Regions from separate parts of the Homo sapiens genome. Here region 2 is linked to region 1. A link is a loop called in an ENCODE intact Hi-C map of the cell type or tissue named here. Cell type or tissue: heart right ventricle. All regions are shown on one strand.

What was found. Hi-C counts contacts between places; a loop is a spot of excess contacts. Peaks named below come from ENCODE experiments on the same cell type or tissue, not always from the same donor. Only the 100,000 strongest peaks of a DNase experiment are listed, where the experiment ranks them.
Region 2: a loop joins it to region 1, with 4 times the contacts of the local background. A loop is called at or near these places in 2 of 110 quality-filtered maps.

What each region holds. Positions count from the first base shown.
Region 1 is chr16:70,747,318-70,755,317 of GRCh38, forward strand. The region is part of intron 12 of VAC14 (VAC14 component of PIKFYVE complex); the gene reads right to left. It overlaps VAC14-AS1 (VAC14 antisense RNA 1), which reads left to right and starts at 7,778. Exons shown (of 6, transcript NR_034083.3): 1 at 7,778-7,932. RefSeq lists enhancers at 1-630, 3,407-4,086, 7,295-7,935, 7,936-8,000. In heart right ventricle, no CTCF peak of the experiment used is centred here; DNase peaks (open chromatin) are centred at 3,196 and 3,834; H3K27ac peaks cover 4,192 bases.
Region 2 is chr16:70,328,105-70,336,104 of GRCh38, forward strand. It overlaps DDX19B (DEAD-box helicase 19B), which reads left to right. Exons shown (of 12, transcript NM_007242.7): 8 at 1,188-1,365; 9 at 1,727-1,964; 10 at 3,618-3,780; 11 at 4,864-5,055; 12 at 5,417-7,201. The coding sequence ends at 5,478. DDX19A-DT (DDX19A divergent transcript) reads right to left here. Exons shown (of 5, transcript NR_039997.1): 3 at 5,716-5,856. Among named protein-coding and RNA genes, the nearest start is that of DDX19A-DT, 15 kb to the right of the region's middle. RefSeq lists an enhancer at 4,476-5,675. In heart right ventricle, a CTCF peak has its summit at 3,642 (motif pointing right); no DNase peak of the experiment used is centred here.

The DNA of each region.
Region 1 (8,000 bases):
AGTGACTCCTAACGGGTGCAGGGTACATACAGGGCTTCTTTCTGGGGTCATGAAAATGTTCTGGAATTAGTACTGATGGTTGTATAATCTTGCGAAAAATACTAAAAGTTACTCTATGGTATACTTTTAAAGTATACAATAGAGTCGTTTTTATGAATTTTATGGTATGTGAATTGTACAAAAAAAGGGCGGGGGGGGCAAAACCCTAAATCAGCAACCTAATTCCTAACCCATTTGCTCTTGCTCTGCCCACAGCCCGAGGTGGTGGGGTCTCACCCACTCCCTGGTGTCTCTCGCCTGATCCAGGGGAGAGGAGGAGCACGGTGAGGAGATCTGTGTCTCTTTACATCACTTTGCCCCCTCGCCCCCATGCTGCCCATCCCACCCAGGTCTGTCTGCACAGGGGGACAGAGGCACACACCTCTGGGCGGCCAACACTGGTGGCCACGTGCAGCAGGGGAGGAAAGTGAGGAGAAAGTGTGATCCAGCGGGGCGGCTGGGGCCAGGCCAGCACTCGGCAAGATCCCTGTGCCATGGGGACAAACTGATTCATGCTGGGTATCCGGCAGGTACCTACTTCCCTGTCAGAACAGAGGCCTGGAAAAAGCCACCGAGAGGCCTGGCCTGTGCAAGGTTGTCTCCACCCTTCGAGTGGCTCCAGGGCCAGAGGAGCAGGCTGTCCTCGCTCCCGGCCACAATGAATGCCCTCACTTGTCACCAGTCTCACCTCACAGGATACACACAAGGGAACTGAGACTTGGACAGTCACCTGCTCAAGGTAACAGCGAGTCCACCTCAAACCCAGCTCTGGTCCCCAAACCTGAGCCTGCTGATAACACTACACAGGGTGCTGTGGTCAGACAGTCCTGACATCCAATCCTGACCCTGGACCAGTTAACTTCAACCACACAATGCTCCCTCTCCAGACAGCTGCTGAGCAGCTGCTGTGGGCTAGTCCTGTGCTGGGTATAAGAGACACAAGGCCAGACAGGTCAGGCTCTGCCTTCAGTGAGGTCATGGACTCCCGGAGGAGTCAGGTGGTGAGCATTTACTGATAATACAGGGCGGGTGCCAGGGACCCAGTGATGATGCCTGGGGGGGAGCCAGGAGGCTCTGGAAGTAGTTGAGCATGAGTTGGCCAAGGGAGTAAGAAGGGAGAGAATGGCATTCAAAGTATTCTCTTACCTAGCATAAGCCATTCATGGACGCAGAACCACGTGGCACATTCCAGGAAACTAGGCTTTGGGGCCAGCTCCAGAGTGGGGAATGGGGCCAGAGGTGAGGGTATGGCCAGAAATCAGGCCAAAGTGGTAGGCAGGGCCAGATCTTCAAGAGCTCATGACACAAGGCCAGGTGCGGTGGCTCACGCCTGTAATCCCAGCACTTTGGGAGACCGAGGCAGGCAGATCACCTGACGTCAGGAATTCAAGACCAGCCTGGCCAACATGGTGAAACCCCCTCTCTCCTAAAAATACAAAAATTAGTTGGTATGGTGCTGCGAATCTGTAATCCTAGCTACTCGGGAGGCTGAGGCAGGAGAATTGCTTGAGCAGAGGCTGTAGTGAGCTGAGATCGCACTACTTCACTCCGGTCTGGGCAATAGAGTGAGACTCTGTCTCAAAAACAAAACAAAACAAAAAAACAAAACCATAAACCAAAAAAGAGCTCATGACACAAAGAAGTCTGAACTTCATTTTGCAGAGGATGGGAGCCTCAGTTTCCCTATATGCGCAATGGAGATTTGACCTTGCCAGGCTGTTGTGAAGATTACAAGAGATACTTGATGTGCAAAGCACGAAAAGCGGGCACACAAGAAAGGCTGGCTCACCACTTCCATTCCAAGATTTCTGGTCCCACAGCTGAGCTGTTCCCTGGCCCAGGCTTAGTGACTGAGCATGGACAGCAGTGCCCACACCAAGGGCTTCCAACCCCGCTTTCTCCCCTGCAGAGAATGTGCTTAGCCCACCTCAGTACTACTGCCTCCCACCCCACTGCAGAGCACAGCCAGCAAAGCTGCATATTTTACATTTTCAATTCTCTTATTTTAGAAAGTTTAACACCAAATGGCAAATGAATGCAAATTACACTTCAATTGCACAATTAAAGCCGGAAATGTTGTCTACAGGTTCGTTCAGTAATCCCAGCCACTCCTCTTGTGCTTACATATCATAGGATTTGTCTCTGGTCCCCAGAGGCTGGCAAAAAGCCCACAGCCCTGCCTGAGACAACACTGTGTGCGCTTGTGCGCACAGACACACACACACAGCACCCCTCCAGCACTTTAAATAAAGCAGGACCCCGAAACAGCATCCCCATCCCCATCTTCCCTCAGTCTCCTAGAGGTGAGGAGAAGGGGCCACCAAGATGGAGGGCAAGGAATGGCTTGAGGTGGGGCCTGGGGTGTGGGGAGCCGGCTGATACCCGGCTTCTGTGCCCCTCCAGTCCGGCTGCTGCTTCGCTCCCAGTTGCTAGCAAACCTGACTCAGCCCAGGGGGTGACCTTGAGGCTCTGGAGCACCAATCTCGATGCACACCTTGGCCAGGACTCTGCCTCTGCCTGGGGTGGAAGAGAGGCCCTGGTGAGAGGAAGGCCCTGGGAGGCAACCTCAACAGGGGGCCTGGGTCCCAGCAACAGAGACTGTGGGGAGCTGCTCTTCCAGCTGCACCTGGCTTTGAGCCTCTGTGCTGGGCCAGAGTTTTGGTGCTCTAGCCACCTGGAGACCCTGCAACCCTTGGTGTATAGGTAGAAACCTCTGGAGGAGAAGGCGATCTCAGTGGCCTGGCTTACTGTGAGCCCCTCTCAAGGCCTGGAGGAAAGGCCCGAGAGCTAAAGACACGCTTCTAGGCCACTCCTGCCTCAGCTTCCAGGAAAACAGACCTAGTCCTCCTTCCAGTGAGCAGGCTGGCTGGGCCTGTAGTCCTGGCTCTGACGATGAGAAAAGGCTCAAAGAAAGCGGGAGGAAGCCACACCAATTAGTATGCGCTACACAGCTTTTTTGCAAAATGAATATAAAACACTTGTGCTTTCTTTTTGTGTGAGAGAAAGAAGGGAGGAAAGAGAGGGAGGGAGGAAGGACAAGAAAGCAATATTCTGCAGGAGCAGGAGCGCCTGCCGTTACCATGGTGACAGGCGGGGGTGGGGAAGGCCCATCAGCTGGCCCCTGGTTTCGGAGTGGAGTGAGCTGGCCATTGGTGGAGTGAAAGGGTCAGGGTTGGTGGCACCTGGGTGTGGGCAGCATCTCACAAAGCAGCTCTGGAGGGGGTGCTCAGGGCGAGGGGAGAGGGCTTTTTGCCTTCCACGGTGGTGACTTTACACCAGCAAAGGGCATATTTCAATGTGGGAGGAGGGTGAGTGTCTGGGTGGGGCCACCACAGGCTGTCGCCCCAGTGCATTCTAGCAGGTGAAGTCTAGTCTCTCTGGGATGGTGGCTGCTCCTTCTCTTCTCTGACTGGTCCATCCAGGCCCTCACTGTCCCAACACCTGGTCCCAGACCAGCCCTAGGAGACCTCGGTGTGGAAAGCTCCCAGCTCTCACTCTCCCCAGGGTGCCGCGGCAGCTCCTTTACCATCCTGGGAACAGCTGGGGACTGGACACCAGATTTGCAAGGTCAAGTGTCGAGGCTGGGAGGCTCGTTCTCACCTCCCACCAAGATTCCCGAACATAAAGTCCCAGGGCGAGGCACTCAGTCTCAACTGAATAAATACTTGCTGACCTGCAGCGTTGGACAGGAAATGGAAGATGGATGGCTCTGAGCAGCTCCTGCCAAGGAGGATGGACGGAGAGGCCGCCCACTTCACTCTACCCACTTATCCTTAAGAAACTTGGTCAAACGTTCACACAGGCCATTGGTCGGCTGATGAGCCCTAGGAGTCAACTGACTCAGCCTTCTAGCTACTGAAGAGGGAACCCTTCTTGTGTTGACAGGAAATCCCCAAGCTGGGCCCTCTCCAGGCCTGGCCAGGAAGAAGCTGCAAGAATGTTTCCAACGGACACACTTGGTACTGGCGGGGAGAGGTGAACTCAGGCTAAAGGCCTTGGAAGCTGAGGTCTGGCCAGTGCAGGCCACTGCCAAAGGCTATCTGATGCCTCTGCCTGGAGCGGTCAGGTCGCAGGGCCTTGCCTGAAATCTGGGTCAGGTCCAGCAGCTACTTCTTCTGAGGTGGAGCTGATGTGAAGTACACAGGCCCCGAGGGCAGGTATTCCTGGAAAACCTTGGGGTCTTCTGCTCCCCTCCAAGCAGGAGCCTGGCCCCTTCCTTCGTGAGGGGTGCAGCCTGGCTGGCCAAGCCTCTTCAGTCCCTGACCACATATGGAATGGCTCTTGTTGCCCTGGTTTAGGGGCATTAGCCAGAGAGCACACCCTAGGAAGCCGGGCTGCTGTACCCAGGAAGGGTCCCCTGGGGGAGCCATGGGAAGGACAGTAGGGCTTCCACTGCTGAGAGCATGGAAGAAGGCATTGGCACCAGCTGGCACCGGGGCCAGAGGCCTCCGCCCTGGACACAAAGTAAACATGAGCTGCAGAAGGCAGCAATCGGGCCCTGGCCCTGGCCTGGGAAAGGGGTGGCATCCTGAGAAACGCCCTGGTCTGCACGGGGTCACAGCAGCCCTGCCTTCTGCAACAAGGAAGGAAAGTGTTGCCTAAAAGAACGCTTAGCTTTGGTGGTGGGAAAGGAGCACTACTTAGGCCTAGACCCATTTTATTTCCCATTGAGAAAACTGCCTTGATAGAAAACGTTTTGTCTTAGTAAACCAAAAGCAACCTAAAAAAAAATCATAAATCTTAGTTTGTGTTGCGTGACTTTGAACACAAACCCTGGGGGATGAGGACAGCATTCTGTGTTTAAACATTTTGCCACCTTTCCTTCAGTGTCCAGCACTGTGCCACATATGCCAGAGGCCAGCGCCTAACGCTGACTGTTAGGTTCCACTGATTAACAGTGACAGCACCATTAGTGCCAGCACTGGGTCTGGCAGCTGAGAACACTCTAGCGGCCATTCCTCTTAGGGTAAAGGAGAAAAGAAAGGCCAGCCTCAGGTAAGACACCTTTGAGACCAGATCCCTGACCTCCGTCTTCTCTCCCACCCATTCCAAGGTCTCCCCTCCTTCCAGCTGATTCCAGCCATTGCTCACTTGCACCATCCTGGGCCCTGACCCAGAGGGTACACTCTCAGGGTTATAAATTCTCTCCATGAGCTGGGCAGGGAACGGGGTGGTGCCTGCTGCACTGAGAGCAGCACGAGAGTGGTGCCCACTCATACCCGCTATGGCTCTGTCACCAGGAGATAAGCCTAGGGGCCACGGCAGCCAGGAGAAGGCTCCTGCCTCCCTCCAGGGCCCCGCTTCATTGTGGTTTACTTGCAAGCTACGCACAGTCCCCGAGCGAAGGATGCAGGCTCTACCCCATAGGCCTCGCTTCCAATCTGCTGTGGGAGGGCCCAATGCAGCAGGACAGGCCCCAGATGTGGGGCACGTCCAAGGAGATGAGCTCCTCATCCAACCAAACTCCTCTATTTGTTCACTTTCTCAGAGGACGCTTCTGAGCACCTACTGTGGGCTGAATGGACTGTCCTCACAGAACTCCCAGCTAACAGGCCACGATGGAGAGGGATTAGAGCTAGGAGAGGGTCTGAGTGGACGGGGGGACATAAAGACACAGAGGGAACCTGGCCCAGCCTTGATGTGCAGGAGGAGGGGGTGTGTGTGTGTGTGTGTGTGTGTGTGTGTGTGTGTCAGACAGATGGACAGATAAACAAGGCTTCATGGAGCATATAAGTGAGATCTGGCCCAAGTTACTTAACTTCTCCAGTTTCCTCTTAGGGGAAATGGGGAAAATGACAGAACCTACCCTCACAGGGTTGTCTGATCGTGAAGATGAACTAAGATCACTCACAAGGGGCAGAGCACAGGGTGTGGAACAGAGCAAGCCAGTGTGAAAATGGTGGGTCTCATTAGCAGTGGGGGGACGGTCCCAGTCCTCTACATCTCTGGGCTCACCTGGGCTCACCCAGGCTCACCCAAGCTCCTGCCAGTCTGTGGGCCTTGTGACTTGCCAACAGGGAGGTGCCTGGGAAATCCAGCTGATTCAGCCTTGGCCATCTCCAGAGGAGGAAAAATCAACACATGACTTGCAAGAAATTTTGGCTTCTGAGGACGCAGGAACGCTAAGTGGGGTGAAAACCGGGGGCCCTGGCTTGGCTGCCTCGCCTAGGGCTGCATGGAGAGGGCACCAGGGCTGAGAGCTGGGGGTATATGGCCTACAGTCTCTAAGCAAGATCTCACGCTGGTCTGTATCTGTGCTCCCAGAGATGTGCACCAAACCCACTGGGAAGCATGTGAAAAATACCAGCCCCTGGGCACCCGGGCTCTGCTTGAGGGACGACTGAGGAAGGCCGGGAGTGAGGCCCAAGCAGCTGGATTTTAAAAGCTCCAGGGAATTCTGGTGACAGTCCTGGTTTAGATGGCTCTGCTGTGTGGCTTGAGCCGGGGCTGGATAGTGTGCTCAGTCCTGCAGGCAACTCGCCCTGCAGCTTGGCTCTAGGAGGTGTGAGTGAGAGCGCCCATTCCTGCCTCAGGGAAAGGCTGGCTGGGCTGGCTCCTCTTTGTGGGGTTCCTCCTACCCCAGAGGCCCTGCCGCTGGGAGAGCCGCCTCCCTTTCCACCATGCTTCTCAGCCCAACCTCTGCCTTCACCAGGAGCTAGGCAGCACCCTCCTGGCCCCCAATCCATTCATACCAGTTACTGTGCCCAGCTCTGGGTCCTCACTGGTCCATCTGCCCAGGGCAAGGAACATGGAGAGGTAAATACTCAAACCCTCCTGGCACACAGTCCTGTCTTCCCTGCAAGGAGGTGGCAAGGCTGGCCGCAGTTACTCTGGGTCCCCCTGTGCTCTGGGGTGGCTGCTGTGGGCACTGACACCACAAGGTGGGAACATCTGGAAGAATGAGGGGTGGGTAGAGGCCCTCTCAGTGGGTACAGTTCTGGGACTGTTACCTTGCCATTCCCCTCTCTTCCCTAGCAACGATTTGCCGCCAAGCCTCATTTTAGAAGACCACAGTCCTCTCTGAACCCCCAGCAGTGGCTGCTGGTACCTCTGCTGGGCCTGGGACCTAGCTGTCCCCGAGGAGGAAGGCTCAGGGCCGTGGCTGGAGTCTAGCTGCTTTGCTGGCTGGCGGTGGCCCTTCTCCCTGGCACATGACTCCCTCTCACTTGTTCTCAGAAGCCCCCAAAAGAAGCTGCAGGGACAGCCGCGGGGAGAGGGGACAGAGGGCAGTGTCCCCTGCCCACGGCAGGGCCAGGGGAGGGTGCCTCAGGAAGAGGGTCCCCGGGCCATCAGTGCCCACCCAGCTCCTCTCCCCTGCAGGCTGGGCTCTTGCAAGAGGAGTCAAGTTCTTTGGGCACCGACACGGCACCCCTCCATTCTCTGGGCTGAGGCCGTATCTTACTGCGTGATCTGATTTTAAAGATATCTGTGGAATTGAGGTGGGGGTGGAGGGGTGTTTTTGTTTGTTTTGGAGAGTGGATGGAATGAAAATTGGAGGGAAGTGAACACTGAGGCAAGAATCTGAGGAGGAAAAACAAGTACTGTTCTTATGGAAGACTGTCCGCTTCTGAGCAGGCAGCATTAGTATTCCAGGGAGTGGAGTCAGGACCACACAGATTCAGGGCTGGAAGGGATCTCAGACCATCCAGTCCAACCCCAGTACCCTGGGAAGAAAACCGAGGTGAGGCGGTGTCATGTGACCTGCCTGGTCCCGTGGAGAGCCGGGCAGCGTGGGGGCAGAGGCTGGCCCTCCTGATCTGCACCCAGGCGGCTTCTACACCACCCTGCAGCAGGCCTGGCCACCGGCCTCAGCGCTTCTGGGAGAAGGTCAGCCAGGTGGAAGATGGAGAGGGCTTCTGGACTGAGCCCTGGAGGGGGGCTAGGGGCCACCAGGTCAGTGAGCAGCCAGGGACAGCCCATGGGGCCTGGGAAGGAAGGTGCAGGAGAATGAGGTCAAAGTT
Region 2 (8,000 bases), 420 kb before region 1:
GATTGCACCACTGTACTCCAGCCTGGGCGACAGAATGAGATTCTGTCTCAAAAAAAAAAAAGTGTTAGAGGTTTGGTTGAGTTTTATGGATCTCTGAAACAAATGTGACCTTATGAAAATCAAGTCTGCATACAGTGTCCTAATGCCAACTTGAGGCCAGTTCTGAAAAGTAAATAATACAGTGAAACTTATTGGGAGATAATCATTTAAAATTTTGCAATTTGTATTCGAATTAGAAGGGTAGAGAATTCTGAATTTTTTTTTTTTTTTTTTTTTTGAGACAGAGTCTCAGTCTGTCTCCGGGCTGGAGTGCAGTGGCGCGATCTCGGCTCACTGCAACCTCCGCCTCCTGGGTTCAAGCGATTCTCCTGCCCCAGCCTCCCAAATAGCTGAGATTACATGAGCCCACCACCACACCCAGCTAATTTTTGTATTTTTAGTAGAGATGGGGTTTCGCCATGTTGGCCAGGCTGGTCTCGAACTCCTGACCTCAGGTGATCCGCCTGCCTCAGCCTTCCAAAATGCTGGGATTACAGGCATGAGCCACCGTGCCCGGCCCTTTTAGTTATTTTTAAATGTACAATATATTGTTGACTGTAGTCACCACATTGTGCTATCAAATGCTAGATCTTACTTATTTTAATTGTATTTTTGTACCCATTACCTTTTCAGCATTTTTGTCTGTTTTTATGTCCATTAAATGCTATAGTGATATCCTAACCTTTCCTTAATATATTAATGCAAACAGCAAAACATTTGCATTAAAATATATAATAGGTTTAGAATTTCTCAGAGAGAAGAGCTGGCTTTGCCTTTGAAATACCCATGGAGGCCGGGCACGGTGGCTCATGCCTGTAATCCCAGCACTTTGGGAGGCCGAGGCAGGTGGATCACCAGGTCAGGAGTTCAAGACCAGCCTGGCCAAGAGAGTGAAACCCACCTCTACTAAAAATACAAAAAAAAAAAAAATTAGCCAGGTGCAGTGGCAGGTGCCTGTAATCCTAGATACTTGGGAGGCTGAGGCAGGAGAATCGCTTGAACCTGGGCGGCAGAGGTTGCAGTGAGTCGAGATCATGCCATTGCACTCCAGCCTGGGCAACAGAGTGAGACTCTGTCTCAAAAAAAAAAAAAAAAAAAAAGAAAGAAAGAAATACCCACACATGGAAAACATCTTGGGGTCTCCACAGTGGAAAGAGGCCAGAAGATCAGTGAGCAGATTGTCATTGGCACCCCTGGGACTGTGCTGGACTGGTGCTCCAAGCTCAAGTTCATTGATCCCAAGAAAATCAAGGTGTTTGTTCTGGATGAGGCTGATGTCATGATAGCCACTCAGGGCCACCAAGATCAGAGCATCCGCATCCAGAGGTAGGGATCTCGAGGGTGGGGGACTCCTCAGATTCCCCATCTGCAGTGTCTTCTCCCTTCACTTCAGATGCCTCCTCTGGCTTCTGCCTGGGTCTTGGCTCTCGTACTCTCAGCAGCATTTGTTTGACGGGCCACTTCCGTGTCAGCGCTGGCCACAGTCCCTCCCAGCCTGGGTTGAGAAAGGAGACCTAGGGACTCTCCCCCAACCCCTGTCCCCATCCCAGGCCTGCTGCTCCTCCTCCCCAAGACGCTCCTCTCCCATCAGCCTTCCTGGGCATCTAGACCCTCCCAGCTGGGAAGGCTGTGCTTCTGTCGCTTCCCGGGGCCACCTGGGGCCACCTACCAGGGCCTTCCCTTGCAGGATGCTGCCCAGGAACTGCCAGATGCTGCTTTTCTCCGCCACCTTTGAAGACTCTGTGTGGAAGTTTGCCCAGAAAGTGGTCCCAGACCCAAACGTTATCAAACTGAAGCGTGAGGAAGAGACCCTGGACACCATCAAGCAGTACTATGTCCTGTGCAGCAGCAGAGACGAGAAGTTCCAGGCCTTGTGTAACCTCTACGGGGCCATCACCATTGCTCAAGCCATGATCTTCTGCCATGTGAGTAGCAGTGGCAGTGGCAGGCCTGGCCCTTCCCTCTCAGCCAGCTCCCCACAGGGCTCAGGAGGACTGGATGCCCCTGGGTGCCATGGGAAGAAACGAAGTGGTTTGTTCTCCTAAGGTTTTAGTGAGTCGTAAGAGGGAGACTTTGATTCCACTTCTTAGTGATTACTTGGAGAAAACCCCAAGTAACAGCCAATGAAATAATTTTTAGATTTTTAAGAATATAAGCTGGGCGGCTGGCACGGTGGCTCATGCCTGTAATCCCTGCACTTTGGGAGGCCAAGGCGGGTGGATCACCTGAGGTCAGGAGACCAAGACCAGCCTGGCCAACATGGTGAAACCCCATCTCTACTAAAAATACAAAAAATTAGCCGTGCGTGGTGGTGTGCACCTGTAATCCCAGCTACTCAGGAGGCTGAAGCAGGAGAATCGCTTGAACCCGGGAGGTGGAGGTTGCAGTGAGCTGTGATTGCTCCATTGCACTCCAGCCTGGGTAACAAGAGCGAAACTCTGTCTCAATACAAAAACAAACAAACAAACAAAAAACCAACAACAAAAAAAGAGTATAAGCTGGGCAAGTACCTGTAGTCCCAGCTACTCAAGAGGCTGAGGTTGGAGGATCGCTTGAGCCCAGGAGTTCAGACCAGCATGGGCAACATAGTGAGACCTCATCATTAAAAATATATATATGGCTGGGCACAGTGGCTCACGCCTGTAATCCCAGCCTTTTGAGAGGCTGAGGTGGGGGGATCTTCTTGAGCCCAGGAGTTCAAGACCAGCTTGCACAACATAGCAAGACCCCATCTCTACAAAAATTTTAAAAATTAGCCAGGCGTGGTGGTGCATGCCTGTGGTCCCAGCTGCTTGGGAGGCTCAGATGGGAGGATTGATTGAGCCCAGGAGGTTGAGACTGCAGTGAGCTGTGACTGTGCACTCCAGAGTGGGCAAGAGAATGAGATCCTGTCTCAAAAAATTTAAATTTAAAATAAAATTTTAAAATATATATGTTGTTTGTTTGTTTTTGAGATAAGGTCTTGCTCTATCATTCAGGCCAGAATACAGTGGCATGGTCATAGCTCACTGCAGCCTTGGCTCTTGTTACTAGGGCTACAGGTATGTGCCCCATGCATGTCAGCCTAATTTTTATTTTTATTTTTGTAGAGGTGGGGTCTTGCTATGTTGTCCAGGCTGGTCTCAAACTCCTGGCCTCAAGCAATCTTCCAGCCTCAGCCTCCCAAAGCCTAAGACTACAGGCACGAGCCACCATATCTGGCAAGAACATAGACTATTTAGGAATGAAGATCTTTGGCTAAAGCCACACTCTTCCTAGATACAAAAGTAACAGCAGTTACATAACTTATCTAAAAAGAAAAAAATCATATGACTAAAATTCTATTTGAAAGAAAAATTTTTTTTTGAGATGGGTTCTTGCCATGTTGTGCAGGCCAGCCTCGAACACTTGGGCTCAAGTGTGTAGCTTGGACTACAGGTGTGTACTACCATGCTTCATTGAGAAATTTTAAGCCTAACCTCCTAACTGGATTTAGCAGGGCCTTCATGTATTTTAATCGTGGCAAGCCACTTTTTAGCAGTTGTCTTCCTTTTGTTTTTAACAGGTCTCTTCATAAAAAACAATTCTTTTCACTACAGACTCGCAAAACAGCTAGTTGGCTGGCAGCAGAGCTCTCAAAAGAAGGCCACCAGGTGGCTCTGCTGAGTGGGGAGATGATGGTGGAACAGAGGGCTGCAGTGATTGAGCGCTTCCGAGAGGGCAAAGAGAAGGTTTTGGTGACCACCAACGTGTGTGCCCGCGGTGAGCAGAGGACGTGTCCCACCTGGTCTGCCAGGCTTGGGGTCCCAGGCCCAGTTAGAGCCAGAAATCCTTGTACACAGGGAAGTCGGATGGTCTCAGGGAGATGGGTGGGGTTGGTGACACTATTCCTTTCTAGGAGAGACTGTTTGGATTTCCCTCAGGTGATAAGAACTCCCACAGAAGCCAGGAGTCCTGACTTGGTGGAAGGAAATGTACAGGCATCTGACTGGTAGAGAACAGAGCCTGCTCTTCCAGGGATGCCCATCTCCAGAACATTGTGTCTCCCAGAGGCTTACTGACTGATTTCATAATTTTGTTGGCACCTGCCAAAGTTTTGTTCTTTTCCTCCAGGTTCTGCTGTATGCCTGTATGTGCCCTCTCTTGTACCCAATTCCCAGAGTTGGCCTGTCCCAAATGTATTTATTTATTTTTTTGAGACAGAGTCTTGCTCAATGGCCCAGGCTGGAGTGCAGTGGCACAATCTCAGCTCACTGTAACCTCCGCCTCTCAGGTTTAAGTGATTCTCCCGCCTCAGCCTCCCGAGTAGCTGGGATTACAGGCGCCTGCCACCAAGCCCAGCTAATTTTTGTATTTTCAGTACAGATAGGGTTTTGCAGTGTTGGCCAGGCTAGTCTTGAACTCTTGACCTCAGATGATCTGCCTGCCTCGGCCTCCCAAAGTGCTGGGATTACCGGTATGAGCCACCGCACTCGGCCCCCCAAATTCTTTCCCTTTACCCGAAGTTGGTATGCATTGACTTACCTGTGGACAACAGTGATTTTTGTCTCCTGTCCTTACTTCTCTCTGTCTCCAACTCTCAGGGACTCATTCATCACCTCTCCCTGCACCCCACCCCCTGACCCGTGCTAGTTTGGTATCTATGCCTGTAGCTTTGCTTTGGGGCATCATCTGAATCTCATACTGCACGGCCTTTCAGATCTGGCTTCCTGCACTCAATGTCATGCACGTCTCTTAGTGCCGTGTTCCCTTAATGCTGAGTCATGCTCCATTGTATGGATGGACCACATGACTGATTTGCCTCCTGTCCTTAGTCCTCTCAGCCTCCAACTCTCCTTCCTGCAGGCATTGATGTTGAACAAGTGTCTGTCGTCATCAACTTTGATCTTCCCGTGGACAAGGACGGGAATCCTGACAATGAGACCTACCTGCACCGGATCGGGCGCACGGGCCGCTTTGGCAAGAGGGGCCTGGCAGTGAACATGGTGGACAGCAAGCACAGCATGAACATCCTGAACAGAATCCAGGAGCATTTTAGTGAGTCCCGGGGAGGGTCCTGTGCCTGGCGCCCTTTGCTAAGTAGGGCGGGGTGGTGAAAGGGGTAGGATCTTCTGTAGCCCCAAGAGAGGCTCTGTCCCTAGCACACTCCCCTCCTTTCTGACCATATGGCAGTTCTCAGGGAGCACACCTGGAGACTTCAGGACCCAGGGACTCCAAGAACAGCTCCCCTGTGACTGGGCTTCGGGGCGTGGGGCTCTGACTGTTGCTGTCAGTGACTAGGGGCCCTGCTGCCCCCTGCTTAGGCACCCGGAGCCTTTGGGGCTGAATGAATGATTGCTGTGGCCCAAGATGGGGCACATTCCTGGGCAGGGTAGAGACCTGTGTATCTTTCCCCCAGATAAGAAGATAGAAAGATTGGACACAGATGATTTGGACGAGATTGAGAAAATAGCCAACTGAGAAGCTCCACCAGCCACTGATGCCAGCCCTGGCACTGCCCCTGCACAGGAGACAAGTGCGTTCAGGGCACAGGCCCCGACATCACCCCAAGGACAACGGCACAAGTAGAGAGAAACTACCTACCTCACTTCAAATTATGTTTGGACTTGACAAAAATGTATGCAAATGATGGGGGATGGTAGAAAAAAATTATTTACACAACCTTGGAAGATTAGGCATGAATACACAGAGATTTACCTTTTGGAAGTTTCATCTTTTAATTTGGCCAGTGTTTCCTTCATGCTAATCTAGATGCTGTGGCTGATTACTTGCCCAGGATCTCCTGTGGCAGCCTCTGCTTGTTCTCTGGCTTGGAGTGGATGGGGCAGCCTCCAGCTCCTGTGGAAGTAATGGAATAGTGGTGGAAAGGGAACACAGAGAGGGAGGCTTCCAGTAAGATAGGTGTGTAAGCCCAGCCATCATGTTTGGAATGGCATGAGGCAGCAGAGGAGGCCTGAGAGCTGCTGCTTTGGACTTGGGGGTGGGACAGCTCATCTGAGTATTGCCAGCCCCCTGTCCTAGTGCCCACAGCAGAAGGGAATTTGTTAAATAAGCATGGACCAAAATGCCAACCTCTCGGTTGTGTATATGGGTTTGTGTCACAGGACTGTGACCTGTTCTCGGTGGGTGCAGTCTGTGTAGAGTGCACATCTGATTATTGGTGGGTCCTGTGCCTGTGCTTAAGCAAGTCCTGTGGAGAAGTCATCATGGAGAATTAGTGGTGGCCCTAGCGTGCCACAAAACCTGGTCTCATGAGCATTTGCAACATCCCTTTTACATCCTTAATATCCCCTTACCCCACAGTAGCCCCAAACAAATGTGATCTGAGGTTTAGATCCTCAGTGAAAATTGTGGTTTCAAGTCTTCATGGCCAGCCTCAAGGCAGTTCTAGATGTGATCAGCAGTAGTCACAAATTCTTGTTTTGTCTCCACACCCAGAAGGCAAGTTTTGTCAGAGCTGGGGAATAATTTCAGATATTTGACATCTTGATTATAAAGGGCTTCTGAACATCTGTGTTTACTGCCTTTGGAATACAAACAGGTGCAACTGAGGGACTAGCTACACTACCACCATTTATCTGTCCAAGGCAAGAGTATCACCAAGGCCTTTGCTCCAGCCTTACTTGGCATCTTTGCGCAAGATAGTCAGAGCAAACAATAGTAATGGACACTTCTCACACCTGGCCAAGGCTGTTGGTACCCACGAAATGACAGCAAAGATGAGAGGAAACTGAATTGCAAGAGCAATATGAAACCCCAACCAAGAGGAGTACTCTGCAGTTCTTTGGCTTTGGTATAGAGTGGCCACTTTCTCTAGGACCTGGAAGAAGAGTTTGATGGCTAAGAACGATTGTGATCCTAGGTCTTCTTTGTACGCATCTCCGTATTTAGGCCAGATCTGCCTCCTGGGAAGGGAAGGGGCCAATGTCAGCCTCCAGGTGATTTCTTTAATCTGACATTACAAAGAGACCAACAGACTGCCAATTCTACCACATTCCCCTGGTGGGTACTCGACTATGTAGTTTTCTCTATGCTTCTGGTCAACTCTGACACATCTTGGAATTCTTGTAATAAGAAAAGAAATTTTTATACTTTTTTCTCCTTCCCTGAGTCCTGTGGACCAACCCTGAAATACTAAAAACAAGGGCAATAATTAAAGAAGTATAGACTCTTTAGTAGGCCACAGGCAGAGCAGACTCCCACCTTCTCAAGCACATACAACCTCTCTACTGGTGTAGCCCCAAGTGTGAGAAGGAAAGTGGGAAGCGGGGTGCTGCAGACTCTTTGACAGCAGGAGGAATGGGAATCTGGTAGAAGTATAGGTCAACAGTTCTTTTTTTTTTTTTTTGGAAACGGAGTCTCACTCTGTTGCCCAGGCTGGAGTGCCGTGGCACGACCTCGGCTCACTGTAACCTCTGCCTCCCAGGTTCAAGCGATTCTCCTGCCTCGGCCTCCTAGGACTACAGGTGCACGCCACCGCACCCAGCTAATTTTTGTATTTTTAGTAGAGATGGGGGTTTCACCATGTTGGCCAGGCTGGTCTTGAACTCCTGACCTCAAGTGATCCACCCACCTTGGCCTCCCAAAGTGCCAGGATTACAGGCGTGAGCCACCGCGCCCAGCCAACAGTTATTAATCAGGGGTCTTGGACCTCTAAGAATTCACTGGATGGGTTTCATGGAGTCTACGAAGTATATATACAGTAGTTTGAGTTTAAATGTATTTTCCTGGCTGGGTGCAGTGGCTCATGCCTGTAATACCAGCACTTTGGTAGGCCTAGGTGGGCGGATCACCTGAGATCGGGAGTTCGAGACCAGCCTGACCCACATGAAGAAACCCTATCTCTATTAAAAATACAAAATTAGCTGGGCTTGGTGGTGCATGCCTATAATCCCAGTTACTTTGGAAGGCCGAACCTGGGAGGTGGAGGTTGCGGTGAGCTGAGATTGCGCTGTTGCACTCCAGCCTGGGCAACGAGAGCA